Linked DNA regions of Homo sapiens: region 1 is linked to region 2. A link is an interaction called in ENCODE POLR2A ChIA-PET data of the cell type or tissue named here. Cell type or tissue: GM12878. All regions are shown on one strand. Each heading gives the region's core, and the rest is flanking DNA. Links, peaks and the distances in the headings are about the cores only. Region 1 has its middle 120 kb from the start of LINC02214. Region 2 has its middle 79 kb from the start of LINC02214.

Region 1 (15,968 bases), core at 5,017-13,016, 200 kb before region 2:
AGTGAGACCCTGACTCAAAAAAGAGAAAAAGAAAACAGCCTGGTGTGGTGGCTCACGCCTGTAATCCCAGCACTTTGGAAGGCCGAGGCGAGTGGATCACCTGAGTTCAGGAGTTCGAGTCCAGCCTGGCCAACACAATGAAACCCTATCTCTACTAAAAATACAAAAAACTAGCCGGGCATGGTGGCAGGTGCCTGTAATCTCAGCTACTCAGGAGGCTGAGGCTGGAGAATTGCTTGAACCCGGGAGGCGGAGGTTGCAGTGAGCCAAGATCGCACCACTGCACTCCAGCCTGGGCAACAAGAGCGAAACTCCATCTCAAAAGAAAAAAATGTTGTGCTAAGTAAAAGAAGACGGATATAAAAGATCATATAAATAGGTATATAAAAGGCTATATTATATGATTCCATTTAAGTAAAATGTCCAGAATAGGCAATTCTACAGAGACAGAATAGATTAGTGGTTAAAAAAGGGGTCGAGCAGGGAGAGAGCAAAAGCTGGGATATATACAGTTTCTTTTGGGGATGATATAAATGTTGCAGCCTCGACTTCCTGGGCAGTCCTCCTGCCGCAGTCACCCATGTAGCTGACACCACAGGCACTTGCCAACATGCCCAGCTAATTTTTTTTTTTTCGTAGAGACAGGGTCTCACTTGGTTGCCCAGGCTGGTCTCAAACCCCTGGGATCAAGAAGTCCTCCTGCCTTGGCCTCCCAAAGTGCTGGGATTATAAGCTTGAGCTACTGCACCTGAACTTCGGTAAGTTTTTGTTTTTTTTTTAAAGGATAAGGCATATTGTTTTTCATCCCTGGAACTGTAACATAGTGCCTGGCATGTGCTCAAATATAAATAAAGCAATAAATGAACCAAAGATGTCAGGTACAAAGAATTAGAAATATTTAGTTTGGGTTGTGTGGGTACTGAAGTTCTACAGGCCAAAGTTAAGTCCAGGGAGGCTAGATCAGGAAGGAAGGAACCAGTGGTTTGCCAGTGAATGTTTACCAACCAGTCCCCTTGGTAGGGGGAAGGAGGCCTTAATTTACAAATACTCTCAATCTGGCCACTTTAAAGCCCCTCAACATCACTGAACATGGAGTTGAGAAGAGATATGTAAAATACAGGCTCTCATGAGCTAGTAAAAAACAGCTCTAACACTTGGAAAATTCACAATCTGGGAGATAAGAGAGAACCAATGGTGAGCAGTGTATGGAGAGCATCTGTCCCAAGGCAAAGGTGCTTTGCCATCTGCACAGGTGGGAATTATAATGAGAAAAACATCAGATTCCTACAGGCACATGCTATTTCTGATTAAGATGTTAGGCTTTCCTCACAAAGAGGGCATGGGAGGAAAAAAAAAAAAAACAGCCACTGCCTTTGGTCACTGCTATCCTGATGCACATAGCAACTGCTGACTGACATATACAGATACATCACAGAAAGTCAATATGAACTAGAGTTTTGTTTCCAGAAGCAGAAACTCACTTGCAGGAGCACTTGTGGAGGCAGCTCATGTCTCAGGGCACCACCACATTTCTCTGTTTCCCATCTTAATTTCACACTGTCTGTCCTGAGTTAGAGGATTTGGGCTGCCTAGTCCACACCTGCTTGTTTACTGCTCCAGGTGGCTGGGCTTCCAGATTGCCATCTAAAGTAATTTGGAGAAAGTAGTTAAAATGCCCACGTGACACTCTCCAAATGTCTTAAATTATCAGAGAAAATATTAATTTTAAATCTCATAAATGTCTCCAGCATCTATCAAACCAGAATAGGGGCTGATTGGCTCAGAGCAGAAGGATAATGAGTTTATTCCAGAACCATTGATAGTATTAGTGGTTTGGGATGGATTAGGCAGTACAATCCACCTGGGCAGTACATTAGCAAATCTACATGTAATAATTAATTTGTGACTGAGGAAAAAAGAAGATATCAATAATAAAAGTCTTGTAGCCATCAAAAACAACAACAAACAGTGAAAAAATTTTGTCAAGGCATATGTATCATTAACTTAGTCTACTGGTTGACTGTTTTATTAGTAAAGTTCCAACCCAACACACAAGGAAAGGCAGAAACAAAAACTAAGCTTCTTGCACATAGTAAGATAATAAATATACCACCTTTTTTTTCTTTTTTTTGAGACAAAGTCTCGCTCTGTCACCAGGCTTGAGTGCAATGGCGTGATCTCAGCTCATGGTAACCTCCGCCTCCCAGGTTGAAGCAATTCTCCTGCCTCAGCCTCCTGAGTAGCTGAGACTACAGGCACACACCACCACACCCAGCTAATTTTTGTATTTTTAGTATAGACGGGGTTTCACCATGTTGGCCATAACGGTCTCAATCTCTTGACCCTGTGATCCACCCGCCTCAGCCTCCCAAAGTGCTGGGATTACAGGTGTGAGCCATTGCACCCAGCTGACCGATATCACTCTTTTTTCCACAAGACCACAAACATTGCAGGTTCCAAATGCAACCAAACTCTTCTTTTGTTTTGTTTTTATTTGTTTGTTTGTTTTTGAGATGGAGTCTCATGGCTTTTTTTTTTTTTTTTTAGGCAGAGTCTCACCGCTCTGTCGCCCAGGCTGGAGTGCAGTGGTATGATCTTGGCTCACTACAACCTCTGCCTCCCAGGTTTGAGTGATTCTCTTGCCTCAGCCTCCCAAGTAGCTGGGACTACAGGTGCGCACCACCACGCCTGGCTAATTTTTTTTTTTTTTTTTTTTGTATTTTGAGTAGCAACGGGCTTTCACCATGTTGGCCAGGCTGGTCTCAAACTCCTCACCTCAGATGGTCCACCCACCTCGGCCTCCCAAAATACTGGGATTACAGGTGTGAGCCACCATGCTCCACCTCTTCCTTAGTTATTAATAAACTAAACAAATTTGACAATGGGATAAAACGTGAAGAAGGACAATGATAAGACAGAAGACATGTTAATTAATGGTGTGTCTTCCCTCAGGATATATTGCTTTCCTGCTTTAGCCTCTTAAATAATTGAGCAAGCTCTTGAGGCAGTCTTTGGAGGCTGTTTTTAACACCAACAGTGTTTAAAACAATTAGAATGAGCAGATCAAGTCACTGGAATGCTGTGAATACAGACTTTGAAGCCACAAATTAATAGTGTTTCAACTAGGTGAGCAGGGCTACAACTAAGAGGGTAGAATTTCCTGCTACAAACTTGCAAAAAAGCAAATCATGCTTATTTAGAATTATTTAGTACCACACTATAAAAGGCAAGGACTTGACTTAGGCTAGCACTTTCCAATCCATGTTCTCTCAAAAATTACTATTCCTCAAAAAATATTCTCTGGTTAAATATGTAAACACTACACAAACAAGTTTGGAAGATATTCCATGGTATAGTTTATTTTTAGAGTTGGAGCATATTAAAGCTCTGAGAAATTCTACAGCATAAAAAAGTAAAAGTTTGTTCACCCCATTACTTATCGAACTTTTTAATTTAAAAAATTTATTCAGATCTAAAGCCAGGCATAGTGGCTCACACCTGTAATCCCAGGACTTTCAGAAGCCGAGGCAGGGGGATAGCTTGAGACTCAAGAATTCAAGCCCAACCTGGACAACAAAGCAAGACCCCATCTCCACAAAAATAATAAAAATTAGACAGGCATGGTGGCATACCACCTGTAGCCCCAACTACTCAAGAGGCTAAGACAGGAAGATCGCTTGAACCCAGGAGGTTGAGGCTGCAGCGCTGAGGTATGGTTGTGCCCCTGCACTCCAACCTGGGTAACACAGCGATACCTTGTCTCAAGAAAAAAAAAAATGTATTCGGATGTAAAAGAATAATAGTGTGCTTCAGAATACTATTTGGAAAACCCTGGTATAAGATCCCTTTCACGGTATCTATAATGGTAAGTTCTTCTACCTAGAAAATGAGTTGGGAAATGTTTACATTTTTAAAGCCAGCGAGAAAAGAAGAAAATTTATAAAAAGTATTGTAAATGTTCTTTAAATGTAGCTGCTCTATACTAATTCCAAAGGGAATACAACAAAACACTCAGCCAGTGAGTGATCCCAATCCTCCAGAAAGGCTGCAGGAAATGTAGTTCCCCTCGGGGTCAAATCTTATACATGCTCTTGCTACTTATTCTATGTGGACAGTGACCACAGAAAGGCCCATCCTGTAGCACAGGGCCAGATAGCAAGTCTGATAGGCTTTGCGGGCCATGCAGTCTCTGCTGAAACTACTCAACTCTGATGTTGTAGCATAAAAGCAATCATAGGCGGATAAACCAGTGATCATGGCTGTACTTTGATAAAACATTACTTACAAAAATAAGTGATGGGCCTGACTTGGCCTAGAGGTCACAGTTTTGCTATCCTAACATATGGTATAGCATTAGCTGCCATGTTGTGGAAACGTTCTGCTTCTCAGTGTCAGAAAAACCAATCTTCTTGCTTACTCTTTTTTAACCACATAAAATGGCAGTTGCCTGCTCGATAGATCCTTGGAATTAAAGCGCTGGCTGGTGTTAACAAAGTATAGGCCTGGATTGCCATGTGCCCATTATTTAATGTATGCCAGTGGCAATAAAAGGGAACGAGAATTGGATAATTTAGAAGTTAAAGCAGGAATCAAATTTGCTGAACGTATACTGTCTTTTCTTTTTCTAATATATAAATAAGTATATGTATATATGTAAACAGTGCAATGAAAACAGAAGACATCTTTTTGATTAATAGATAATTATCATGTTTTCTAAAAACTAGACCATCCACAAGCATATCTTTCCAGTTGTTTGAACAATAAAAATCCAATAATTGCCGCCTGAGGGGTGCTTAATGGTATTTATACATGACTGTGTATAATAGGGAGATTTCTTTTTAATTAGGACCTTTATCTAAAAGTTACACTTTTGGCAGAATAAAAATTCTTTTATTTTACCCTAGTGTACAGGAGAGAATACATGAGGATAAAGAGATCAGAGGCCAAACAGGATATTGAGTTACAGAAAGCTGCAAGACAAGGTAAGCAGCAAAAGCTGTTCCTGGAGTTTATTTAACAAAGTGGGCAACCAGCGTTTTGTAGAGTAAAGCTTTGGCAAAGGCTGTATTTGAAACAAACTTGGAATGTTTTCAAATGCAAACTTTAAAGCAATGTTTCTCAAAGTGCAATCCATGGGTCACATACATTGGAATGACCTAGGCATGTTTGTTAAAAACACAGACAGTTGGGGCCCATTCTAGACCTGTTAAATCTGCATCTCTCAGAGTGCAGCCAGGAAGCTGCATTTTCTTTTAAACAAGATCTCCAGATACTTCTAATGAACACTACCATTTGAGAACATCAAACTGAGGAGTAATAATGAAAAGGCAGTAATGAAGATTCTACATTATCTTATCACGGATTGGCATGGGGCAACAATGACATAAGCCACAGAAGAGAAACCCAAAGACAAAAAAGGAAAGAGGACCATGATATAGGAAAGCAGAAACTGTGTCCCTTACCACATTAGCTAGAGATTTCCAAAGGCCTTTCGTAAGGAGGATCTGGAAGTTGATGAATACCCATCTTCCCCTAAAATATGTATAGATAGGGCCGGGCACGGTGGCTCATGCCTGTAATCCCAGCACTTTGGGAGGCCGAGGCAGGCGGATCACCTGAGGTCAGGAGGCCGAGATCAGCCTGACCAACATGGAGAAACGCCATATCTACTAAAAATACAAAATTAGCCGGGCTTGGTGGTGCATGCCTGCAATCCCAGCTACTCGGGAGGCTGAGGCAGAAGAATTGCTTGAATCTGGGAGGTGGAGGTTGCAGTGAGCCGAGATCACACCACTGCACTCCAGCCTGGGCAACAGAGCAAGACTCTGTCTCACCAAAAAAAAAAAAAAAGTGTGTATAGATAGTCCCCAACTTATGATTTTTTGACTTTTCGATGGTGCAAAACCATCTGTTTTTCTCTTTCAATACAATATTCAATAAATTACATGAGATATTCAACACTTTATTATAAAATAGGCTTTGTGCTAGACAATTTTATCCAACCATAGGCTAATGTAAGTGTTCTGAGAATTTTAATGTAGGCTAGCCCTACATAAAATGAAATGTTAATTAAATGTATACTATGCTTATGTTGGTACCCTGAAAAAGGCATATATAACATTTTCAATTCAAGTTTGGACACTCTTTATAATTCCTCTGTCATCTTTAAAAAGTTATCTACTGAAGCCAATAAAAATTGCTCCCACTAGTGATATATAAAAATACCAGAACTGAGGGCCTGACTCTGAGCGTCAAGACTCTGGTGCCTGGGACAGCTGTGTGTATAAATGGCTTGGCCAGTTACCGGTGATGTCCCATGGTGCAGGCTGGAACTGCAAGAGAACAGGGTCAGCAGTTGCCTGCCCAGGTCTCACTGCAGGAAGGGGTTCCTTGCCTAGTACAGTTGGGCCCACATTAGAAGTGTGCCCCTGGAGAGACATCACCACCCTCCTGCTGCTCTCCCTTTCTATAAGGCAAGTGTGAGAACAGGCTTGCAGGCAGGGGATGAGCAGCCTGGGCCAGTCACTTGCTGTGTAGGGAGCTATCTGGAAATGCCAGCTGCAAGCATCTGGTGAACATTTGGTGTGAGGTTGGGTTTAGTTGTAGCTCTTCCAACTGCAGAGAAGCAAAGCCACTAGTCCCGTGGAATGCCAATTTGAAGTGCAGCCATTTCCTGACAGTTGGGTGAGCCCCTACTTGCAGCTATCTCATGACTTGATCCATGAAAAGGGGCAACCCTTTACTTTCATTCCTTCCATTCATTGATCAGTCAATCTCTCCACAGGGCAAATAAACGCTTATAAAATGCTGTCTAACTAAGGAATAATTGTAACTCAATATTAAATGCATGTTCAGAAGCATACACATATGTGATTACACACACACACACACACACACACACACTCCCACCAGAGTTTATCCATATAAAACATAGCCACATATCTTTCCTAAATTTTCACTTTGTTGTGTTTTGAATAGATTAGGTTGAAGGAATGACTAAACTTGGTTGTCCCTATTTAAGAGTATGGTGTCAGCTCTTCCGTCAACAAGAAGAAGTATGACCCCAAGGTCAAAAAACCAAAAACCGTGTTCTACTCTGCACTCCACTGGGCCCAGCTGCAAGACTGCAGGCAAATCACTTTCTAGCTTCTACTGCTCAGTTTCCTCATCTGGAAATGGGGATGACGAGATGTGTGATAAGCATTAATTAATGTTTGCAAACTGTTTTGAGATCCACTGATGAAAGAGACAAAGTATTAGTTTTCTCAGCATGGGCAAACAAATGCTTGGTACAAATCCAGCTAAATCATGCTGAGTTAATTACCTGTAAGCCTTGAAACTGTTGTATCAAATCTGTTTTGTACTTTCCTGCCCCAGGCAGATTAGCACCTGTAGTGTTTTACACTGAATCACCAAGAGAAGTCAGCAGACAAATTGGGTCAAAAGATATGACTGTAGTTCTCATGGATTCCTGTTTGCCTGAGATAACTATTTTGGAAGCAAAAAAAAAGAACCAAATTTTTAAATATGTGATAAATGTTGGGTTATAGAGGCAGCCTGCAATGCCCAATAATAAGCATGTAATTTTGAATAATGAACAAAGATCAAGATGTGGAGCCATTAAAAAAAATAGTGTGCCTACCATTTTTTATGTATCCCAAAGATACATAAAGAAGTAATGTATCTTTGTAGCAAAGTATATGTATCTTTGGGATACATAAAGAATGGTAGGTATTCAACAAAACTAGCAAAGGTTGCTAGTTCTTAAACATTGTTTAAAAGTCCCAGACAAGCTAGACATTTGATACAAAAATACAACTTTCTGAGTGATGCCACTTGCTAGAGAAGTGAAGGGAGCACTTTGAAGGCTTTGAGTAAGACTCTTTAAATATCATATGTGAGCCAGAGGTTTAGACGAGCAAATCCAAATTTGGAGTGTATGACAAGAAAACCTACGCTAAAAAGAAGTCTTGGATAGTGGGAGGGCAAGAGTGGTCCTTCAGATCTGCAATAAATCAAATCACAGTTACTTGTCCAATTAAATATGATTGGAGAGCACAATTTTAGCAAAAACACCAGCTCAAATAGAAGTTTCAGTTTGCCTTACAGAAGGTGAGCAGATATCTTTAAGTCCTCTTGGGTTCAAGGAAGGATGGTTTTGCTGTAAGGAGGTAGGCAAAAGTGTAAGCAGAGAAAAATTCAGGCATCATTGCAAAAGTCTAGGGTAGTTATTCTCAAAGTGTGGTCCCAGATCAGCAGAATCAGTATCATGTGAAATTTGTTAGAAATGAAAATATCAGGGTCGGGTGCAGTGGCTTATGCCTGTAATCCCAGCACTTTGGGAGGCCAGGAGTTCTAGAACAACTTGGGCAACATGGAGAAACCTCATCTCTACTGAAAAAAAAAAAAAAAAAATTAGCCAGGTGTGTTGGTGCACACTTGTGGTCTCAGCTAGGTGGAAGGATTGCTTAAGCTCAGGAGGATGAGGTAGGGTGCAGTAAGCTGTGTTCAGGCCACTGCACTCCAGCCTGAGTGACAGAGACAGACTCTGTCTAAAAAAAAAACAAAAAAACAAAAAAACAAAAAAAAAAACAAATAAATACCAGGTTCTATTCTAGACATACTAAATCTGAAACTTTGTGGGGTTAGGGTGTAGAATTTGCACATTACACCAGGTGTTTATGATCCCTGCTAAAGTTAGAGTCACTGGTTGATAATTGCCAGTTAGTATCAGCTTGAATGTGAATCAACTGTATCAATAAAAAATGTCCTTTAAATTGACTTAAAGCATGGGAAAGGTAATAAGTGAGAAATTCAAGTCAAGAGAGTTGATACTGAATTTGGGGATTTGAGGTTTCATGAATATGATTATTTAGTGGACAGAATCTGTGGTAAGTAAAGGTAGGATGCTTTTTTCTTCTGGAATCATTCTCCATCAGCAAATAAAGCCATAAAGGGGTGTTAGCAGTTAAGTCAGTTAGCTGTCCACCAAAATACATATTCCCCTTCTTCTGGCCCAAAACTACATAGCAGTTAGGCGTGGCATATGATTGAGCTCTCTCCTTTGACATGTTAGCAGAGGTGATGTGTACCACCTCCAAATCTGGACCATAAATGATTTGCACGTGCACTCCTCCATTCTCTTTCCCAGTTTAGGTTGACTGTGATGGCAACACTCAGAATGACCTACCTGGAAGCCGCACATTAAAGATGTCCAAGCAGCCAACAGCCTTGATTTCTCAATCGCTGTGTAGTGAAGAGCTTCACTAGAACTGAATTCTCAACCCGAACCTTGTATGAGAAAGAGATAAACATTTTTGTTATTTAAGTGACTGAATTTGAGAAATCTATTTTATTTTGAGACACAGCCTCCCTCTGTTGCCCAGGCTGGAATGCAGTGGTGCGATCACGGCTCACTGCAACCTCTGCCTCCCAGGTTCAAGCAATTCTCCTGCCTCAGCCTTCTGAGTAGCTGGGATTACAGGTGCCTGCCACAACGCCCAGCTAATTTTTGTATTTTTAGTAGAGACTGAGTTTCATTGTGTTGGCCAGGCTGGTCTTGAACTCCTGGCCTCAGGTGATCCGCACACCTCAGCCTCCCAAAGTGCTGGGATTACAGGCGTGAGCCACCATGCCTGGACAAGAAACCTATTTTTACCTGTCCTAAATAATATGTTGTTATTTAGATTCATGATACCCCATGAATCTACCACAACTATACCAAAATGTGATCATCTTCTCAAATTAAAAAAAGTATATTCTGATCATTTGGTACTTTTTAAATCATTCCCTAGAACATACATACACATATACACCCACAGCCATGCACGAAGAAAATAACAAGAAAAAGAAAAACAATGGGGATATTATTGCAGGCCTTATTTTAGATTTATGTACATTCATACTTACATTAACAAATCAAAAAGACACAAAGTTCAGGGTAACATATTACCTTTCTATAATAGTCATGACATAAATATATGCCTGCAAAGCAAAGTGTTATAGCCGTAGCTTCTACATTTATCTTTCCAGAAAACAGAAAGAAAACCATCTGTGATTATACTGTACCATGGATATAATATTTATTCATCTAATTTCAATGCCCCTTTGAGTTTAAACATCAAATTTAAGTTTGTTCAGCATAATTGTTTTTATATGTAGCTCTAACTCCTAAAAATAGGGCCTAACATATTCCTGCTGACTGGATACATTTATGTTGTATTTTCATTTCAGCTTGCTTAGTCTCCTTCTCATTCAGGTCTGAGAGTGACTTGCTGGTTGAATTCAATGAAGTTACTTAATATATCTGTGTTACCGCGTACTCAGCTATTAAAAAGGAGAAAATTTTGTGATGACTTTGATGTAAGCATTGGTAAAATAACTGATGACAGGAATTCTTGACTTTCTGAAAAAGTAGAGTTCTAGGCAGAGTGGATTCTGGACTTCCCAAAAGCAAGGCAACTTCTGACCAGGCTCCCCTTACAAGAAAAGCACCTGGCTTCACAAAGTTCTCTGTTCTGCAATAACTAACGGGGAATTCAGCAGGGGGAATTCTTCTGTTATCACAGGGTTCTCAGGTCAAACAAGCTTGGACTTAAATCCTGGCTCCACCACTTAGTAGTTCTGTGGCCCAAGAAGTTTCTTAACCTCTCTAAACCCCAATTTTCTTATTTACGTAAATGCCTCCCCCAACTGTGGTTTAATTTCTTAGAGCCTCCATATCATTTTCAAGACATTAAATTTTCTTCTAGCAGTAAGCGAGGCTCTGTACAATCTGACCTTAATCTCCATTTCCAACCTATCAATCTCTTGTCCATTCAACTTCTGGCTTCAGGCAAGGCAACTTCTTGCTTACTGAGCACGCGATGCTCCATCGAGCTTCTTTTACGTCTCTGTCAATCCTCCCTCGGCCAATCTGAAAAACTTCGTCTATTTTAGCAAAAAATGACATTATCATCTCCTCAGCAAGGCCCTGCCAAATGCCCCCAGGCAGTCAGTCCCTCCACTTCTGAGCTCTCATAACACTAGGCACACACCTTCTCTTTAAGACTTACTACCCTCAACTATAATTATTTATAATTACTTTGTTCGTTTGTTTACCTCTTTCTCCCTGAGTGTCAGCTCCTGGAAAGCAGTGACTTAACCTTACTACAAGATGTCCGTACTCCACATTAAAGGCTTTGCAGCAGCTGTTTCCTCCGCCTGGCCCATTCCTCCCCCAGAGATCTCATGGTTCACTTTGCTCAAACATCAGCTTCTTGCTGAGACCTCTCCTGAAATCTCTCTTTAAATTTGCAACCTAGACTTCCACCTTCCCTGACCTTCTTGCCAGTCCCTATAACATTTTCTATTTTCGATCTTGGCTAATACCTCTTATTTTTGGGTTTTTTTGGTTTTCTTTCTTTCTTTCTTTCTTTCTTTCTTTTCTTTTTTTTTTTTTTTTTTTTTTTGAGGCGGAGTCTCGCTCTGTCACCCAGGCTGGAGTGCAGTAGCACAATCTTGGCTCACTGCAACCTCCATCTCCAGGGTTTAAGTGATTCTCCTGCCTCAGGCTCCCATGTAGCTGGGACTACAGGCAAGCACCACCATGCCCGACTAATTTTTTAAAATATTTTTAGTAAAAACAGGGTTTCACCATGTTGTCCAGGCTGGCCTTTAACTCCTGACCTCAGGTGATCTTCACACCTCATCCTACCAAAGTGCTGGGATTACAGGCATGAGCCATCAAGCCTGGCAATCTTAGCTAATATCTTTTAAAACACGCTATGATTCACTTATTAGTCTGTTTATTGGTTATGGTTTGTTTCCTTATCTAGAACATAAGCTTCCTAAGAGCAGGATCTTTGGCTGTTATTTGTGGATAAACTGTAAGTTCCTAGATTGGTACTTAGGACACAATGGTGCTCACAAACCATTTGTTGGCTAAGTGAATGAGTGAATCTTTGTATCCCAAAGACCTAGAAGTTCAGTAACCATGGATTGATTAAATGATTAAGTAACTGTCTTGAGGTTGTTTTCATGCACAAGAAGGAAAGGTATTCAAATTAAGTCTACCAGAAGAAAAAATGGATTATAGTTTTCTTTTCCTTCTTTTTTCCTTGAGAGAAGCATGGGCTCTGAGCATGAACTCCAGTTAGACAGAACTGACTTCAAATCTCAGCCAAGACACTTCACTGCCACTTGTCTTCTCCTGATCCTTAGTCACCTTGATGTAAAATGGGCTCAGTAGTAATAACTACCACTTAGGGCTGTTGTTCACAATCAGAGATTACACTGTGTAAGCACTTAACCACAGGACATGGCATATTGACAGTGCTTTGTAAACAGTACCTGCTGATAAAATTACATGCTCACGAATGAGGTTCTCCTATTATTACCACACACGACTGACCAAGAGCTACCTTTCAGAATCAGAATTCTGAGACCAGAGTGGACACAGTCAGTCTCTCTCTCTCTCTCTCTCTCCCTCTGTTCCTTAAGGTAGAGAATTGTGTCATTAGAGCTGGCCCAGCTCCCAAACATGCTGGGTGGCAGAAGAGTAGGATGGGCACACGCATTTTTATCATATCTGCTTACCTGACTGCCCTTTCTTCTTCCATCTAACACATCATATCCCCAGAACAACAGCAACAAATCCTCAAGTATGGGTCTTCATTCTAGCAAACTAAATCTCAAATTAAAGTCCTCTAAATTATTTTACTTCAACAGAGACCTTTCTTTCTTTCTTTCTTTTCTTTCTTTCTTTCTTTCTTTCTTTCTTTCTTTCTTTCTTTCTTTCTTTTCTTCCTTCCTTCCTTCCTTCCACTCATTCATTCAGTCATCCGTTCAACAGAATGTACAAAGGCTAACCCCCATGTGAAGCACAGGGTATCTATCAGTGGATAAATTGGACAAGGCACCTGCCATTAGAGCTTACAACCTAATGGGGCCTACAGGCAATAAACACATATGCAAATATAGAACCAGAAACTGTGATAAGTGCTCTGAAGGATATAAGCGGGTGTACTGAGAGATGAAGAAGGTGAGGACAGAGCTAATTAACACAGGGTGGAGAAAGAGAGGTTCCCTCTAATACCAAGAAATGTAGCATATAATATAGTGCTAGATTTGCAGTTGACTATTTCATACCACTACTTTGCCTCTCAAACAAACTACAAGCACTTTGATAGCAAAGAAGAGCCTTAAACTACATCTGCAAGTTCTGAACTACCTGGCCAAGGCTGAAGGTACCTTAAGTGCCTTACATAGTGTTTGCAGAGTTGGCTTTTACTGACCTTTAATATGTTCAGGAGGAAATGGAGAAAGGAGATTAGTAAAGTCCGTACTTAAGTTCTTAATTTCTTAGCTCAATTATTCTAAGCGAATTGTGTTTCTCACAATGAAAATAGAACCATCGATTCTTTTCTTTTTATAATTGTAGTTAGTTAAGAGTTTTGAATACATCAAATAGGGAGAAATGTGCTCCAAAAATATATAAAACATGCAAGCTTTGAGGAAATTGAGTTTAAATGAGAAACTGAGTTTATTGGTTGACATAATAAAACAATCTTCAATGACCATTATTACTTCACATAACAGACAGATGCATTTGTAGCTGATGTATTATGAAAAGGTACAAGATCTTGGTATGGCTTGATGATATTTTTAAGACAGGCATACATAAAAAGAGAAGAAAAGAAAAAGCCCAAGAAACGGCATAATATAACCACTGGCATATTTCCCCTTTTTTCCTCTCCTGAGAATGAAGACAAACACAGTTGGGATCCACTGGAAAGAAAAACTGCCTCACACTGTTCATTCATGAGTTTTCAGCTGTAATTAAGCATCTAATGCTCCAGATGGCTAAGTATTCAAAATTAGTACATTTCAGCTTCACTGAAACAGTTTATTTTGAAGTGTTCAAAATACTATCCAGTGGTGCTTACAACTGAACAAGAGATTCTTGCAAAATTCTGAAAGGTGTATTAGAATATATGCCTCCTGGAGAAATTCACAATTTGATATTTCCTTACCATTTCCTTCTTTCTTTCCTATTGACCCATATGGTGAAAAATTCTTAAAAATTAGATCTAGTGTACTTTTGTGTCCTGCACATAACTCTCAACCTACTTTAATGTGGTAGAATGAGTTCCTGGCCCCATTTCTTCATCCTTTTTTTGAATCTCTATGCTTTGCCAGGTAACAGTGCAGTCTTTCACACTCTAGCAGTGAAGTGTACTTCCTTGCCTCTTAACTTGGGATCTGGCCATTTGATTTGTTTTGGGCAATGGCCTGTGGGCAGAACTGAGAGCTGACTGTGCTCAACCTAGGCTTTCAAGAGCCTCATGTGTTATATTTTCACTTGCACTCTTATGCCTCTGCAATTGCAATTGGATAGGTGATGCCATTTATTCTGTGCTGTAGAATGAATATAGATGAAGCACAGCTGAGCACAACCTATATCAAAAAGTCAAATGCAACTGGACTCTAGGCTTGAATCAGAACTCCTCAGCCAAGTACAGCAGATTCCCGGTTGATTTGCAAACACATGATTGGGAAGAAATTATTGTCAGGTTCAATTACTGAGTTGTGGGGTCATTTGTTATGCAGCAATAGCTAACTGATATACTATGTCTCTGCCCCATTCTCTGAGGTTGTTGAGGAAATAAGCTGGAGGAGAAAGACACTGCTGGCCAAACAAAAAAAAAAATCAAAAATTATTATTTTTGGCATATTTGTCTTATACACCCAAAAGATTTTAAACTTCTTTGATCTAAAAAAATCTTACTATTTATCTTTGACACATCAATAATAGCCACTTAAAATTCTGTTGCGTTGGATTTATTAAAAACTGTTAGATACAAATAACAGCACAACTATTTTTTTAGATAAAAACCCATAGGCCAAAATTTTTCTCTTTGGCTCAAAATTTTAGAGAGGGATACTTTTAAATGTGTCTGCTGAAGAAAAATTTGGTTATATGTCTAAGCATTCTGATTATTTTTTCAAATGTTAACTCACTACACAAATGTCAGATATTCTACAGGAGGTTTTTTTTTATATAAATTACTTCACTAAGTATTTACAACAATATTTTGAGGTAGGTTGTTTTACTCTCAAGTTAATGAGAGGATCCAGAACGTTTAAATATCACGCTCAAGATAACACAGCTAGTTAGCATTAAAATCTATACCAAGACCATCTGATTTTATTTTTTTCCCAAAATACAACTGTATCTCCCAGAAAACAAAATCCTTAACAAAATGATTTGAAAATGTACATACATATGTTTGCATGCTATATCCACTGAGCATTTTTATTATCGCATCTTAGCATTAATATTGAAATCAACAGATACCTCTTTATGTTTTTTTGGAGGGAGGTAAGATGCTTTGAGATGAATGCTGCCTTTCAAGTGGTCAGAATAACTTTTGATGTGTTGAGTGACTGCTACTGCTTACTTTATTTGTCATCTATACAACGTGCACCTTTCTTACCGAAAAGTAAGCTTGATAGGGCAGGGCTATGTCCATCATATGCACTGTAGGTATTGTCCAGCACAGTCCTGGCACAGATAAAAATTCAGCAAGTACTTGTTGAACAAAAACAAAATGAGGGTGTTTTTGAAGAGTTCACCTAAACCTCTTCTTTTCTGCCTACACCAAGTTTCTAACACCCACAGACATGTAAACCCTATTGATATATAAAATATAAGAGGCCAGGAGTGGTGCCTCATGCCTATAATCCCAAAACTTTAGGAGCCCAAGGCGGGAGGATTGCTTGAGCTCAGGATTTCAAGACCAGCCTGGACAACAGAGTGGGACCCCATCTCTAAAAAAAGTGGGTTTTCTTGTTTGTTTTTGTTTTTTTAACTAGTCAGGCATGGTGGCACACACCTTTAGTCCCAGCTACTTGGGAGGCTGAGGTAAGAGGATCACTTGAGCCTGGAAGGTCGAGGCTGCAGTGAGCTGTGATTGTGCCACCACACT
Region 2 (15,968 bases), core at 4,020-12,019:
TTTTGAGAATAAATGGATATTGACAGACTTTGATCAGAGTGCATGTGGAAATGGGAAATCTACACAACAGTGTTGCTAAGTCATGTATTCTTTATCTGTCTACAGATGTCTGAAGAAAATTATAGAACTTCTTTAACATCTCTTGTAATTAGAGGGACTAGCTGATCGTAATAAAGTATTAAGATGTTGTCAGCATAGACCTGAGAAGTTGACGGCATCTAATTCAGCATGATTCATTTCCATGACTTAGCTAAATGACAGGTCCCAAAATAGCAGTCTTGATATTCAATAATTTTGATATAACTAGTAGGAAATTGTACCAACAAATTATTTTGGTATTATCTTGATGAATCCACCATATTGTGGGCCAGCATTATTAAAAATATATTCTCCAGAAAACCAATTCTGAGGGTATCTAATAGGTGTCACATGGTTTTTGTTTTTGTTTTTGTTTTGTTTTTTTTGAGACAGAGTCTCGCTCTGTTGCCCAGGCTGGAGTGCAGTGGCACGATCTTGGCTCACTGCTACCTCTGCCTCCCAGGCTGAAGCAATTCTCTGCCTCAGCCTCCCGAGTAGCTGGGATTATAGGCACCTGCCACCACACCCAGCTAATTTTTTTTGTATTTTTAGTAGAGACGGGGTTTCACCATCTTGGCCTGGCTGGTCGTGAACCCCTGACCTCATGATCCACACGCCTCGGCCTCCCAAAGTGCTGGGATTACAGGCGTGAGCCAACATGCCTGGCCAGGTGTCACATGTTTTTAAAAGGGGAATTGGTTATTGGTTAAATAGATTTCAAAAATGCTGAGTAAAATGAATTTAAGGAAGTGTTTTATTGGATTTCTCAGAGCCATTAATATGTTAACTATTAATTTTCAAGATGCTGATATAATAAGTAGTGCTTCCAAATTCTAAATTCATTTTTATATGAAGCCCTTTCATTGTCAATATGTTAAGGTACTCTTTTTTGGTTTTTTTTTTTTTTGGAACAATTAACATAGTCCCATGGTCAATCCTAAATTTGGTGTTTTATGTTATGAAACAGGTTGTGGTTGCCTTCTTACTTTATACAATTTTAAAAGTTGTATACCTTCCCAAAACAAAATTTCGTCATATTGTCATTCCCTCTCAGGAACATTTCTATTCATCCTATTAGGAAGTACAGAATATATTTAAAGCTGAACTTCCAAAGAAGCCAAGAAATACTGAATTCTTTGTTGATCTCCCATCACCTTCCACCCTCAAGTTTAGCCATCTTCTGACAAGAAGCATACATGAATAAAGCTTTGTCTTGGCTATAGCAACTTTGGGCTGATAGATTTGAATACACAGAAAAAAAAAGGCCTGGCTCTTCAACTTGAAACTGGTTTAGTATTCCTCAACAATCAGATCATCACTATCAAATTTCTTAGCTAAGACTTTACTCACTTATTAAATATAGACTTGGACTAGTGTCTGAGTACTCTATGTTAAATTCACAATGAAAATTTAAGAAACACATTCCAGAAAACAACTTGGTGACATCTATTCAAAAGTCTTACAAATGTTCCTTTATGTTGATCCACATTTGATTCTACTTTTACAAATTGATCACCAAAGTATGTGTAAGAATTGTCATAGACACATTACTCATAAGTACCTATAAAAATGATACATTCTTGGCAGGGTGTGGTGGCTCACGCCTGTAATCCCAGCACTTTGAGAGGCCAAGGCGGGCAGACCACCTGAGGTCAGGAGTTCAAGACCAGCCTTACCAACATAGTGAAACCCTGTCTCTACCAAAACTACAAAAATCAGCCAGCCGTGGTGGCGGGTGCCTGTAACCCCAGCTACTCGGGAAGCTGAGGTGGGAGAATCGCTTGAACCCGGGAGGCAGAGGTTGCAGTAAGCCGAGATCATGCCACTACACTCCAGCCTGGACAACAGAATGAGACTCCATCTCAAAAAAAAAAAACAAAAAAAGATTCATTCTTACAATAGAACCCTGCTTAAAACTTTAAAATAATGCTGTGCAAAAATATTTATTCGCATAGGAAAACACATATGTTCAAGTACAAATATTTTAAAAAGCAAATATCTATTCCTAGATAGACACACATACAAACATACATACATACATACACACATACTGGTACAAACTTATGTTGGCACACATTACTTGGAATGATATGAAAACTGAAAATGGTGGCTGCATTTGGAGTGGAGAACTGGGGAACTGAGGGAGACGGAAGAAATGAGGCTTTTTCTTCACTCTCCTTTGTACTGTTTGAATCATTTACCATAAATAAAATAGGGATTGATAGAAGATAGATAGATAGATAGATAGATAGATAGATAGATAGATAGGTAGATAGATACATGGATGACTGATAAGGAAGGAAGGAAGGAAGGAAGGAAGGAAGGAAGGAAGGAAGGAAGGAAGGAAGGAAAGAGGGAGGGAGGAATGGGAGGGAGGGAGGAAGGAAGGGAAGGAAGGGAAGGAAAGAAGGAAGTAAGGAAAGGAGGGAGGGAGGGGAAAGGAAATGAAGGAAGGACAGAAGGAAGTGATGATATACGAAAGGTTATTAAACAAAATGTTGTTTTCATCCCGTAAATAGCCCCATATAACCAACTTCTGATCATAATAGCTCTCAAGCAAATCAGGTTTGATAATTTTTATTCAAATTTTCTATAGTTTTATTTTAAATTTTGCTTACTTAATGCATCAGTTTTTAAAACAAGCACGTAAATTCGCAGATTACAATGTTAATGTACATTTTCTCACATTTTTAGTGATTTCTGCCTTAGGAAATTTGAAACTATGGTGTACATAACATCTTGTAACGAATACATTTCTTGTTGAATTGAACCTTTTATCAACATGAAATATATTGTTTTTTCCCTTTAAATAATCTTAATATTGAGTTCTATTTTCTCTAATATTAATATGTTATAATAGCCTTTGTTATCATTATTGTTATTAGTATTTGCTTAGAATGTCTCTACCCATCCATATATTTTCACCTTTCTTGAGTCATTCCATTTTATGTGTCACTCATAAAAAACATATATCTGGTATTCATTTTTCAAAGCTGTGTTTCTTTGTTTCATGTGGAGTCATTTAAACCATTTACATTTATTTCTCATACTTTGTACTTGTCCCAGTCATCATTTTTGTGTGTATTATATTTACCATGCTTTGTTATTGACTCTTATTTTACCGTTTGACAAATTTTTTGGATTGATTATATTTCTTTTACATATTATATTTATTCCACATTTTTCCTTAATTGGTTGGTGGTTATTCCTCTTATTTCTGCTTTTCTAGTAGTTATACTAAAAATTTTAAGACATATTTCAATGTATGTCAAATTTATGAAAAACTTATGTTTAAATTATTGAAGCCTAGCTTTAATGAGTACTTGTAACTTCCTGTCTCCTCCTCTGACCTCTGAGCTCCCACAATGTTGAAATTATATGAGATTTTAGTTCGAAATTTTATTGTGTTTTAAATAATTCTCAGTTATAAATTATGCTTTCTTTGCTCAGTACTGCTGTTTGTTTTCCATATCTTTGAAGCTCATTTTTAATATTGCTGAAGTGTGTTCTGTATTAATTATTGCGTGGTTCACAAATGGTATGTTTTTAAGTGTTTTTGTTGTTATAAAATGTCTTAATTTACCTTTCTATTTGAATAACGGGTGGATGGATGTGGTATGGAACACAATTCTCTCAGTGCTCTGCAAATGCTAGGTATACATATTTTAAAGTTTCCTCTTGGTTGCTATATTAATCATGTCTCTTCAGATACTCTTTTTTTTGGATGTTATCTATCTTCCATGATGGGTGTTATCCTCTAAGGTATGGTGATTTTGGGTTGTGAGGTTATCATTTTATTGGCCATTTCCTTTTAGCCTGTCTCTGATCACAGCCCACCTCCAGTTACCACCCTGGAGTCCTGGGCACAGGGCTCATGCTTCCACACGGGCCTCCCCAACCACCCCGGGCACTGCCCAGGCTCCCAGATTTGCAGCAACTACCTAGAAGAGGGAAGAGGCTCACCTCCAGGAGATCTTAACAGCAAGCAACTCCCAACCAGGCCCCTGCTGTTCCCCTTCTCCTCCGCCTTCAGTTCAGCACTCTTCCTGGGCTGTCATCCCCTCCTCCATCCCCTCCTCCTAAATCTGTTTCAGGCTGTAGATTCTTCCTTCAATGTGATCTCATCTACCTCCAGCTTTCAGAGGTTCCTCATAATTTCTGCTCCACTACGGCTATACTTTCTCTTGACATATATTAACAAGTAAATGGAGGCACAATAAAATTTTAAAGAGTTTATTTGAGCAAACAATGATTCGCGAATTGGGCAGCTCCAACCAAAAAATGATTGAGGGGCTCCACAGAGAGAGCATAAGGGGAAGACTTTTATAGGACAACTGTAGAAGTAAAGCAAAGCAGACGTTTGATTGGTTACAGTTACACAGTTGTCTTATTTGGTCTATCTTATTGGAAAGTCTGTAGTTATGTAATTGTAAGTTTGTTGGCTGTGTCTGATTGGTTGAGCTTAAGATTTATTTTTCTTTAATAGGCATTTACAAGAAAAAGCTCATTAAGTTTTGCTTACGTTTGCAAATCAAGCAAAGTTGAGGTCACTTTTGAGGCCTCACTGGTTTTGTCTGCTCAGGAATTCTTCAGGCCTAGTCTCCATTTTAATTTAACGGCCGGGCACAGTGGCTCACGCCTGTAATCCCAGCACCTTGGGAGGTGGGCGGATCACCTGAGGTCAGGAGTTCGAGATCAGCCTGGGCAACACGGCAAAACCCCGTCTCTACTAAAAATACAAAATTAGCCAGGCGTGGTGGCACATGCCTGTAATCCCAGCTACTCAGGAGGCTCAGGCAGGAGAATCGCTTGAACCTGGGAGGTGGAGGATGCGGTGAGCCAAGATCATGCCATTGCACTCCAGCCTGGGCAACAAGAGTACATCTCTGTCTCACCAAAAAAAAAAAAAAAAAAAAAAAAAATTTACTTTAACATGTATATTTTTATATTTTTTTTCTCTTATTTCTAAGACTTAAGGGGAGAGAGGAGTTGAGGAGAGAGATAGAGAGATTCTGTTCAGTTTATTCCTTTGGCATAATCCCCCAGCCTTACGAACATTTTTTTTTTTTTACACACAGACACAGACACACACAGTACATCTAAACCTTAATGCTAACTCTAAATAAAGTAATTAGATCTATGTTGTTCACTATCACAAACAGTAAACCACAACCATTTCCATGACTTCCTTGGATTTGACAGGCTTTCTGAATGATCTTCCTACCCAAGAAATAGTTGCCCGAATTCATTTTTCTCTCTCTATGAGAAACTCTAGACTGCTTGATAACAAATTGCTGCCTGTTTCTTGGTGGCCCCTGTTTCCTGTGTGTCCCTCATTGCCTCCTTCCTTCTCTAACCCTCTCCCTCCCTCAGCCTGCCTTGTGGAGCCCTCCACAGTCTGCATAGGACTATTATGGCATTTGAGTCCAGTATGTTTTAAGGTTCCTTTCTTTTCTCAAAATCGAAACTTCAGAATTCGCATTTAGATCACGTAAAATAAAACTTGTGTCAGAGGCCACAACAACACATTCAGAGCCAAATAGACCACACGATAAAAATGTGGTCCACTCAATTTACTACCACACGAGTGCCACCAACATCACATGTGTACCTGCTGCACATCAGTCAGCCTTCCAGGGAAAATGTCTACAAAGCATTACTAGGTGGCCGAGTGCTTTGCAGAGATGTGAAAGCCTATGCCTAGGGCTCAATTTTTTTGGTGTCTAAGATGAATTTGGCCAGTAAATTCTACCTGATATACTCCCCGCACTGTGATATGAGCAAACAAACATATGTAACAGTGAATGAATACACACTGAAAGGCAATCTAGTGTAAAATTAAGAATCCAAACTCTGATTAAATCTGAATGTATCAAATGTGTGATCTTAGACAAATTATTTAACCTCTCTGTGCCTCTGTTTTCACATCTATAAGGTGGGGACAATAATGGCACCTACTTCTGAGAATTGTTGTGAGGATTAAATACTTAGTGTGTGCAATGTGCCTAGAATAGTACCTAGCACACAGCAAGCTTCAATTAAGTGTTTGCTAATATGACTATTACATATTACTAGCAATTGCTGCTACTATCCTCAGGAGAATAGAATTAGTCAATGACAATTTTTGGAAGAAATGCATCTTTCTTGACTTTTTCCTGACTTCCCACATACAGAACATGGGAATGGGCATCTCCAGAGAACAAACCACCCAAAGTGTGTGGAAGAGGTCACTGTAAGACTATTGGGCTGGTGCCCAGGTACCCCGAGGAGAAATGTGACTCTATGTCTTTTAGCTCCCTTAGAAAAGTTCAAAACAACTTCTCACAGCTCAGCAAACTCATCAATCCCCAATTTCCTTGGGTACCAAGCAGCCCAGAAGTTTGGAGCTGCCATGTCTCACGCAATCTCCAGCCACAACTGAAAGAGCCAGATCCCACTGTTTGGGCAATCTATCTCTGCCTGGACCATGTGCAGAATCAGGTGCTGCAGTTTTAGGCTCAGAAAAATGGCAAATGCCCACAGGCTTGCTCAAGTCATGCTCAGTTTCTGGACAGAGAGCCTCTCTTACTCAATCATGGGAGTCCAGACGATGAGGACTGGTCATGAAGGCACTTTATGGCCAGGCCCTGCTAAGAAGTCTCCTGTCAGTAACTTATATTTATTTAACCTGTATCCACTGGATACAGAATACTGTCTAAAGTGTTAGGGGAGGGTAAGGAGGGATTATCAGAAAAGAATTAAAGATGGTGCTGCTTTTGGGTTATGAAAAGGAATATAACCTATTTATGGTTCTTGGGATTGAGTGGAAGAGAGAGATAAGATTGAGGAAGGGTTTTGTTGTTGTTGTTTTTGTTTTTTTTTCACATTGACTGGATGATTGTAGTTTAAGCAAATATCTCCTTGGCCTTCCCCCATCTCTTCCGTTTTTGTGGTAGCCTCACATCTTCATTTCAAGATGTATTTGTTGGCATTCCTCATGAGTACAATAGGTCTATTTATTACATCTTAGAAATCAATACTCTGGTTTAAAAAAGTGCCCCCTGCCTTGCTTTCCCAGAGAGGATGTGTTAAAGCGTGCATCATGCACATGTGCAGCCCTGCCATCGCTTTGAACATCACTGGACACAGACACAATCTTCACTAAACCAGGTAAGACTGTAAAAGCAGCTATAGGGAAAATGCTTTTCATCAGAGCATGCCAGCGCCAGGCTAAGATATGTGAGTGTCCCAGAGTCTAATTATTTGCTTTCTTGTCCAATCAATATTCATTAAAATATTGACAAAAGAACACATGCTTAGTAAATTAAGAGGAGAATAGAATCCCTGTGGCAGTTTTCTACCTCTCTGTTTGCCCCAAGCAGTTCATCTCTTGCTTCAAACTTGCACACTCAACTCAGCAGAAGGAAAGCCCTACAATGAACCAAATCGCCACTTTTAGAAAGCAATTTAGTAACCACTAGGACCTAGGGGTCTTTACACCCCACCACACAAAGCACAGTATCAAATTATTCCTACATTTCAAACAAAACGATTCTCACCCTAAAAGGAATTCTGGTCAATATAAATGTCCCCTTCTCACTATATTTCCAGGGATGCTTTTGTGCCTTTTGTGTATCAGCCTCCCACACAGCTCTCAGCCCTGGGCAGTGCAGAATGGGGAAAAACATGTTAACAAAGAGCAGGGGAGAGGAGGGTGGCTGTGCTCTCAGCCTCACAGAAGGCTTTCTGGTGCAGGCCAGAGGCCGGGGGACCTGCCTGTGAGCATGTGGTCGTTTTCTCAAAAATAAACAAACAAGCAAGAAAGCAACAACCATCAAAAACCTCAGAGTCTAGGGAGGAAAGGAACGAAGAACGAGGTGTCATGGTAAAGTGCCAGCTTTAGTCTTGTGAGATCTCGTCTCATTTAGGGACTCTGCAGGATTTAGTTTCCAGCTTTTTCTCTGGCATCCTCCCTTTGCCAGCTCCTTAACAGAACGCTTCAGCTGGTCTCAGAGAAAAGGCATGGCCTCCATCTTCTAAAGCAGTGCTGTCCAGCAGAAGCCAATGAGGACCACATATGTAATTGCCAGACTTCCAATAGCCACATATTTAAAAGTAAGAAGAACTGGGTAAAATCAAATCTAATACCTTTCAATCCAACATATCTAAAATATTATCATTTCAACATACAAACATTATTAAAATTATTCATTTGTTTCATTCTATGTATTGGACAATGCAATTATTAGGGCTCTTAGCCTCATGGTGAGACTTGTCCCTGTGCCCAGGGAGTTTGCAGTCTGAAGAGAGGGTGGAAGTTTGAGGACCACCTGTCTGTGAGTTACTCTTGTCTGAAGGCCTATTCCAGACAAAGAGGTAGCATCGATTACTGATTGAAGGTCCAGGCTCTGAAGTCAGACCACAGATCCTCAACTCTGTCTCTTACAGCTAGGAGATTTTGAGAAACTGGCTGAATCTCTCTAAGCTTCAGATTCTTCACCTCATAGGTTGTTTTGAGGCCTGGCCATAAAAATCAATAGAAAAATATGTTCTCTAATTACATAAATTATGAAATATTGATCATTGATATAGTTATTAAGAACTTGGCATAGTCCCTGGTCTCTAAATCCCTGAAAAGGAATATTTCTAGTTTATCACTGACTGACAAAGCCCTATGATCAAAGAGAAAGAGAAAGTTAGCTGATTAGTTAGTTGAGTAGAGAAAGAGAAAGTGGAGATGAGAAACAGCATAGCAAGGGAAACAGAATTCTTATAGGCAGAGGCCCAGACACTGAATTTGCCTTGCCCCATGTCTGAAAACACCGAAGAAACGAGGAAGTCAGTGTTTAATAAGTGGGGACTTCCCAACTGTCATGTGGCTGGGACCAGAACAGCCAGCCCCTTTGGGTCATATTAACCCAGAGGAAAATCCCATTGTTTCCGTAGAAGAGGTGGGAGGTGAACAGGAGAGCAGAGGTCAGCAAGTGTCCCAGAGGGCACTGAATAAACTTTTTCTCCCCTGGCAGCAGAACTGTCCTCGCGATACAATTCCTCTTCCCTGTCAAGATTTCCTGGTCACAGTATTTCTTCTTAATACTATGTTTGTGATTAAAAACATGGAGTGAATTAGGATAGCAATGGAAGGAAACTAAAGTCTCCAGGGTTACAGGACCTCAGTCTCACGTCCCATCTTACCCCAGAAACCCCTTTCTATGTGTCCCAACAGGGTCCCTTGCCCTCTGTGTGGCCATTAGTGCAGGTGAGCTGTTTAGTTGACAAAGTAGCCTACAGCTCTACACGTTAGAAAGATCTCCCTTGTATGGAGCCAAAATATGTTTTTCTTTCCATTCCAGCTCACTCTTGGCCTGAGTTTTGCCCTCTGGACATGCCTAATATCTCTTTTATGGGACAGTTTCAAATATATGAAGGCCGCTATGACATCTCCCCTCACTTCTGCATGTATTTGCCAAACTAAACAACATCGCATTCTTCAATCCATGTCTCACTGACCGAGGTATCCAGGCTGCTTTCTTGCCCTTCATGGAATGGGCTACATTTTTGGAATGTCCTTTTAAATGGCAATGCAGTGTGGAACACTCTCCTCCCAATGCACGCTGAGCAGTACCCAAGAGATTGGACTATTGTTTGGGACACACAGCTTGTCAGTCCCATTGCACGTCTGCCTCACCATCCTTCTAGCTGATCATGGTAAATGCTGCCTGTTCTCATTCCACAATGTCTTCCCCCACCTACCCAAGCCCCACCCCACCTCTGCCTCAGCCCAGAGCCTCCTCATCGCTCACCTGGATTGTTGGCATGGTCTCCAACTGGCTTCACTACCTCCAGTCTCTCACTTCTGCAATGCCTCTTTCGCCTTGTTGCTAGATTGTTCTTTCTAGTCCATAAGTTGGTTCTTGTCACACCCTTACACAGAAACAATCCCAACTCCCTGTGGCCTGCAGAATAAGTCTCGACTCCATAGTACAGGATCAGAAGCCCTCAATGATTGAGCTTTCCCCTATTTTCTTGGTCTTATTGTCCTTGACAGGTTTCCAGCCATGCCTAACCTCTTGCCATTCTCCTCAGCCTCAAATACTTCACACTTACTCCCTGGTTGTGAAAGCCTTTTGTCATACTTCAAAGCTCAGATAAAACATCATTTTTCCAGGATGCCTTAAATGATCTCCTCCTTGGAAAACCAACAGTGTATTAGTTGTATTTCCTTATTGGGTCATTCATTTATAATTTTTTTTGCTCTTTTTTTCTTCTCTTTTCAACTAGATGCTGTCCCTATAATCAAGGAAGTTTTGGTGTAATGAGAGAAAACACACACACAAAGAGCAATCAGAGTCGTGAATGCTCTAAAAGTGGATGGCTGTGGGAGCCTGGGGTGTGGGAATGGGAGCATGACCCAGAGAACAAGACATGAAAGCTAAGTCCTGACATGAGTGAGAGCTCCAGGCCGAGGGACTTACCTGTCGAACAGCCATATGGCCAGTGAGATCATGGGCCACTTAGAGAAAGGAATATTTAACTTTGTGGCTGCTTCGTAGCATGAAAGGTGGGGCATGGTAGGGATCAACCTGGACAGGCTGGCCAAGGCCAGGTCAGGCAAGACCTTGCAGGCTATGTTTCAGAACGTGGCCCTTATCTTGAGGTCAGTGGGGAATCTATGAAAGGTTTAAGCAGGGGAATGACATGCTGAAAATTTGAGCTTAGAAGTTCCATTACAGTTGGGAAAACTGGCTAGGACCTGAAACTGGACCCCTTCCTTACACCTTACACAAAAATTAACTCAAGATGGATTAAAGATTTAAATTAAGACCTAAAACCATAAAAACCGTAGAAGAAAATCTAGGCAATGCAGGACATAGGCATGGGCAAATACTTCATGACTAAAACACCAAAAGCAATGGCAACAAAAGCCAAAATTGACAAATGGGATCTAACTAAACTAAAGACCTCTGCACAGCAAAAGCAACTATCATCAGAGTGAACAGGCAACCTGCAGAATGGGAGAAAATTTTTACAATCTATCCATCTGACAAAGGGCTAATATCCAGAATCTACAAGGAACTTAAACAAATTTACAAGAGGAAAACAAACAACCCCATCAAAAAGTGGACGAAGGGTATGAACAGACACTCTTAAAAGAAGACATTGAAGCAGCCAACAAACATGAAGAAAAGCTCATCATCACTGGTCATTAGAGAAATGCAAATCAAAACCACAATGAGATACCATCTCACACCTGTTAGCATGGCGATCATTAAAAAGTCAGGAAACAACAGATGCTGGAAAGGATGTAGAGAAATAAGAACACTTTTACACAGATGGTGGGAGTGTAAATTAGTTCAACTATTGTGGAAGACAGTGTGGCGATTCCTCAAGGATCTAGAACCAGAAATACCATTTGACCCAGCAATCCCATTACTGGGTATATACCCAAAGGATTATAAATCATTCCACTATGAAGACACATGCACACGTATGTTTATTGCAGTACTATTCACAATAGCAAAGACTTGGAACCAACCCAAATGCCCTTCAATCATAGACTGGATAAAGAAAATGTGTTACATATACACCATGGAATACTATGCAGCCATAAAAAAGAATAAATTCAGCTGGGCATGGTGGCTCATGCCTGTAATCCCAGCACTTTGGGAGGCCGAGGTGGGCAGATCATGAGGTCAGGAGTTTGAGACCAGCCTGGCCAACATGGTGAAACCCCATCTCTACTAAAAATACAAAAATTAGCTGGGCATTGTGGTGCACGCCTGTAATCCTAGCTACTCTGGAGGCTGAGGCAGGAGAATTGCTTGAGCCCGGGAGGTGGAGGTTGCAGTGAGCTGAGATCGCACCACTGCACTCCAGCCTGGGCAACAGAGAGAGACTCTGTCTGGGAAAGAAAGAAAAAAATGAATGAATTCATGTCCTTTGCAAGGGACAGGGATGAAGCTGGAAACCATCATTCTCAGCAAACTAACACAGGAACAGAAATCCAAACATCGTATGTTCTCACTCATAGTGGGAGTTGAACAATGAGAACATATGGACACAGGGAGGGAAACATCACACACCAGGGCCTGTTGTGGGGTGAAGGGCAAGGGGAAGGATAGCATTAGGAGAAATACCTAATGTAGATGACAGGCTGATGGGTGCAGCAAACCACCATGGCACACGTATACCTATGTAACAAACCTGCATATTCTGCGCATGTATCCCAGAACTTACAGTATAATAATAATAATTTAAAAATGGGGTATCCATCCCCTCAAGTATTTAAAAAAAAAAAAAAGAAAAAGAAATTCCATTACAGTAACAGTGTGGAGAAAAGATGAGAGCCAGTTTAGGGTGGAGGCAGGGGAACTTATTATGAGGCTAAAACAAAACCACAGATACAGCAGTGGGTGCAAAGATTGGTGAAGAGACTCAAAAAATACTAAGGAAGTAGAAACCTCAAATTTGGTGAACCTGAGTATGAACAGAAGGGAAAAAGGATAAATGCTGGATTTCTGGGTCTCTGTTTAGCTTTCACTTCATTTTGTCTTGTTTTGTCAAACTCCCCCCACAAAGAGGTAGCACTACTCTCAGCAAAGTCTCAGGTCCCTGATAATAGGCATAATTTCTCGATTAGCTATAGATCCTCCATGTTGCCTTCAGTTATAGTTTGTCCAAGTCGGGTCTTAGTAAGCATTTGCTAAATTTCATACAACTCCATGGTACTGCATCAGAAGCTGAATTTATGATCAGATAGGGCACTTATTTTTTTCAAAGAAATACTTCTGGGCTGGGCACGGTGGCTCATGCCTGTAATCCAAGCATTTTGGGAGGCCAAGGCAGGTGGGGGGGATGACCTGAGGTCATGAGTTCAAGACCAGCCTGGCCAACGTGAAATGAAAAAATTAGCATCACGGTGGGTGCCTGTAATCCCAGCTACTCAGGAGAATGAGACAGGAGAATTGTTTGAACCCAGGAGGCAGAGGTTGCAGTGAGCCGAGATAGCGCCATTGCACTGCAGCCTGGGTGACAGAGCAAGATTCTGTTTCAAAGAAAAAAATACTTCTGTAGGAAGACCACCTTGAGAAAGGTCTACAGTTGTGTCATTCCATGAGCACCTATGCATTTTTCATCCCACAACTATTTACTGAGTGTCTCCCACACACCAGGCATTGTTTTAGATGTTGAGGATACAGTTGTAAATAAGCTTCCTGCCTCACCAGAGCTTATTCTACTGGGAAGACAAACATAAATAAATGACTAAAATAACACATGAATTCACATAGGTGTAATTGCTAAGGAGCAAAAATGGAGTAAGAAGTGAAACAACCAAGGAGGTAATAATTAATCTAAAAACTGGGTGATAAGAAGAAGATGAAATACATGGGAAGAGTGTTCTAGGCAGAGGGAACAGTAAAGTGTGGATATTTGTATGTCTAGAACTTAAAGAGAAGGTAAAGAAAGTACCTGCAGATGAGCTCAGAAAGCTGGGCAGCTCATTCAGGGTCATGAAAACGAGTTTGGATGTTTAACAGGAGATTGACCTGATGTGACTGTGGAGATATTTTTTCCCCCTTAAAGGTTGTCACAAGCCTGTACCACATATTCTTGGAAAAACAAGAGTAGTTTTCCATAACTTTGCCTCTCCCAAGAATGTTTCCCAGGGAACCAGCTAAACCATGTTTGTGAGCTTCATTCAGTACAGTTTCGCCTGGGCTTTGCTCCAGCATCTTTAGCAATATTATTTATTATTGATCCAGGTACAGGATTGTTCAGTGCACTGAATCAACAGGAGAAGCTGAGCTGAACAATGAACAATGTTCCTATTGTGTGCCTGATATGTACGGATCCCTTACCCCTGTTACCTGCTCTCCTTGGAGCATGAGGACCAGAGACGTGGGCCAGGGCAGGACAGAAGCAACTAAGCCTTCTGTGACTGGAGTACTTTACGGAGAAAAAGAGAAGGAGGCTGGCACACTGGCAGTGCCAGATGGTGGCAAAAGTGCACAAGCAGGTGATGAGTCTGAGGTTGAAAGAATGGGGACATGAAGGCCAAGGAGAAAATTTGGCCTTGAGCCTGTTACAATGAGATAGGAGCTTACCATCAAAATCGCAGCTGTGGGACATTTATCTCTTCTGATTTACCAACAAGAAATCGAGGTAGGCCAGGCACAGTGGCTCACGCCTGTAATCCCAGCACTTTGGGAGGCCGAGGTGGGTGGATCACCTGAGGCTGGTAGTTCAAGACCAGCCTGACCAACATGGAGAAACCCCATCTCTACTAAAAATACAAAATTAGCCAGGCGAGGTGGTGCATGTCTGTAATCCCAGCTACTCAGGAGGCTGAGGCAGGAGAATTGCTTGAACCTAGGAGGTGGAAGTTGTAGTGAGCTGGGATTGCTCCATTTCACTCCAGCCTGGGCAACAAGAGCAAAACTCCATCTCAAAAAGAAAAAAAAAAAAAAAAAAAAAGAAATCAAGGTAATCACTTCCAAAGTGAAGAAAAAAATAAAATAAACAATGATTGAAGTTAGGCTATAAAATGAAAGTACAGTGAACCCCACTTTCCACCAGGTCTTCTCTACACATTGAGGAGCCAAGAGAACTTCTTAGGATAAGAAAAAGGGACTTAAAACTGGAACTTATATAAAGAAGAAAACTATCAGTGGCAAATGGGCCTCTGATTAGCAAGTTCTTTTTTATTTTCCCTTGTGAAAATGAACAAACGTGAGGGCCCATTATAGTGTTTCAGTCACTGCCATTCTCCCTCTGTCCTGATTCTCCACAAACACAAAAAAACACTCCTTATCCTTAGAAGAAGCATGTTTTCAATTATCTCTAGATTCAGAGATGATTGTTTTGTTTGTTTTTATAAATGTGGTTGAGGCCATACCATAAACTCGGGTCTTGGGCTCTTTTGCCCAGTCACTAGAATTTCATCAATGCCCTCATAGTCAAATGGCGCCCATGTGTTAGTGATCTCACAGATACACCATTGTAATGCTTCATTATCGTTTTCCTTGGAGCGGGGAGGCAGGAGGGGGATCTTTCATAGGTTCCAACATGTACAAAACACTGCTGTCAGAATTTTACCCACAGTAGTAGCCTGAGCATGTCATTCTAATCACAAGGGAACCATATTGGCTCCTTGTCAAACGCTGAATTGATTTTAAAATTGCTTTGATGACTTATATATTCAGCCCACAGTTTGGGGCCTCTGTTTATCTCTCCACATGAGCCTAGTCGCAGCTTGAAAGCATTTGAAACTTGTTCTATCGGCCATTTGAAAATATAGGTTTAAGTCACATGGAGCATGTGCTTTTGGTTGCTGTTGCAGAGTCTCACATTTGGAGTTCATTCCTGGCTGGCCTCCAAAGCACTGAATGAATAGATCTATTTAAGATGAAATTTCAGTTTTATCTTTACACAGAATGCTTTTGAATTAAACATATACATAAGTTGTGCATGATTTTATTTGGGGTTATATAGCACATAAGGGCTTGAAAGAAGAGAAGAGGAAAGGAAAACAAAAACATCATCCTGCCTACTGATTAAATTGGTCACATGTTACCTATTTTACCTTCCAAGTTCAGTCAGGTGTTTCAGGCAGCAGGCGGTCTGACTTTTGCCGAAATCTCTCACCAGGATAGATAAGAAAATCTTGCCAACATAGAGTGAAAATTCAAATTTGGACTAGAAAGACTAGATTTTTGTTCACCAAGGAATTGATTAATAAAAGGAAGGAGGAGGAGGAGACTGAAAAAAAAACCAGGCGGGAATCTGAACTGCAGATCTAAACGAATGGCTAAGCTTTCATGCTATGTGTTAGAGGATGAAATTAGTTAAAATTAGAAAAATGGAAAGTAAGACAGGAATGTGATAGCCTGAAAAACTAGATTTCTCACAGT

Evidence for each region. Peaks named below come from ENCODE experiments on the same cell type or tissue, not always from the same donor. Only the 100,000 strongest peaks of a DNase experiment are listed, where the experiment ranks them.
Region 1: POLR2A ChIA-PET joins it to region 2 with 6 read pairs; 1 of 35 experiments calls an interaction of 5 or more read pairs at or near these places.

The regions. Positions count from the first base shown.
Region 1 is chr5:116,878,649-116,894,616 of GRCh38, reverse strand. No RefSeq gene overlaps it. Among named protein-coding and RNA genes, the nearest start is that of LINC02214, 120 kb to the right of the region's middle. In GM12878, for the core only: no CTCF peak of the experiment used is centred there; DNase peaks (open chromatin) are centred at 8,656 and 10,506; H3K27ac peaks cover 868 bases.
Region 2 is chr5:116,674,765-116,690,732 of GRCh38, reverse strand. No RefSeq gene overlaps it. Among named protein-coding and RNA genes, the nearest start is that of LINC02214, 79 kb to the left of the region's middle. RefSeq lists an enhancer at 8,672-9,101. In GM12878, for the core only: no CTCF peak of the experiment used is centred there; a DNase peak (open chromatin) is centred at 8,852; H3K4me3 peaks cover 579 bases; H3K27ac peaks cover 1,229 bases.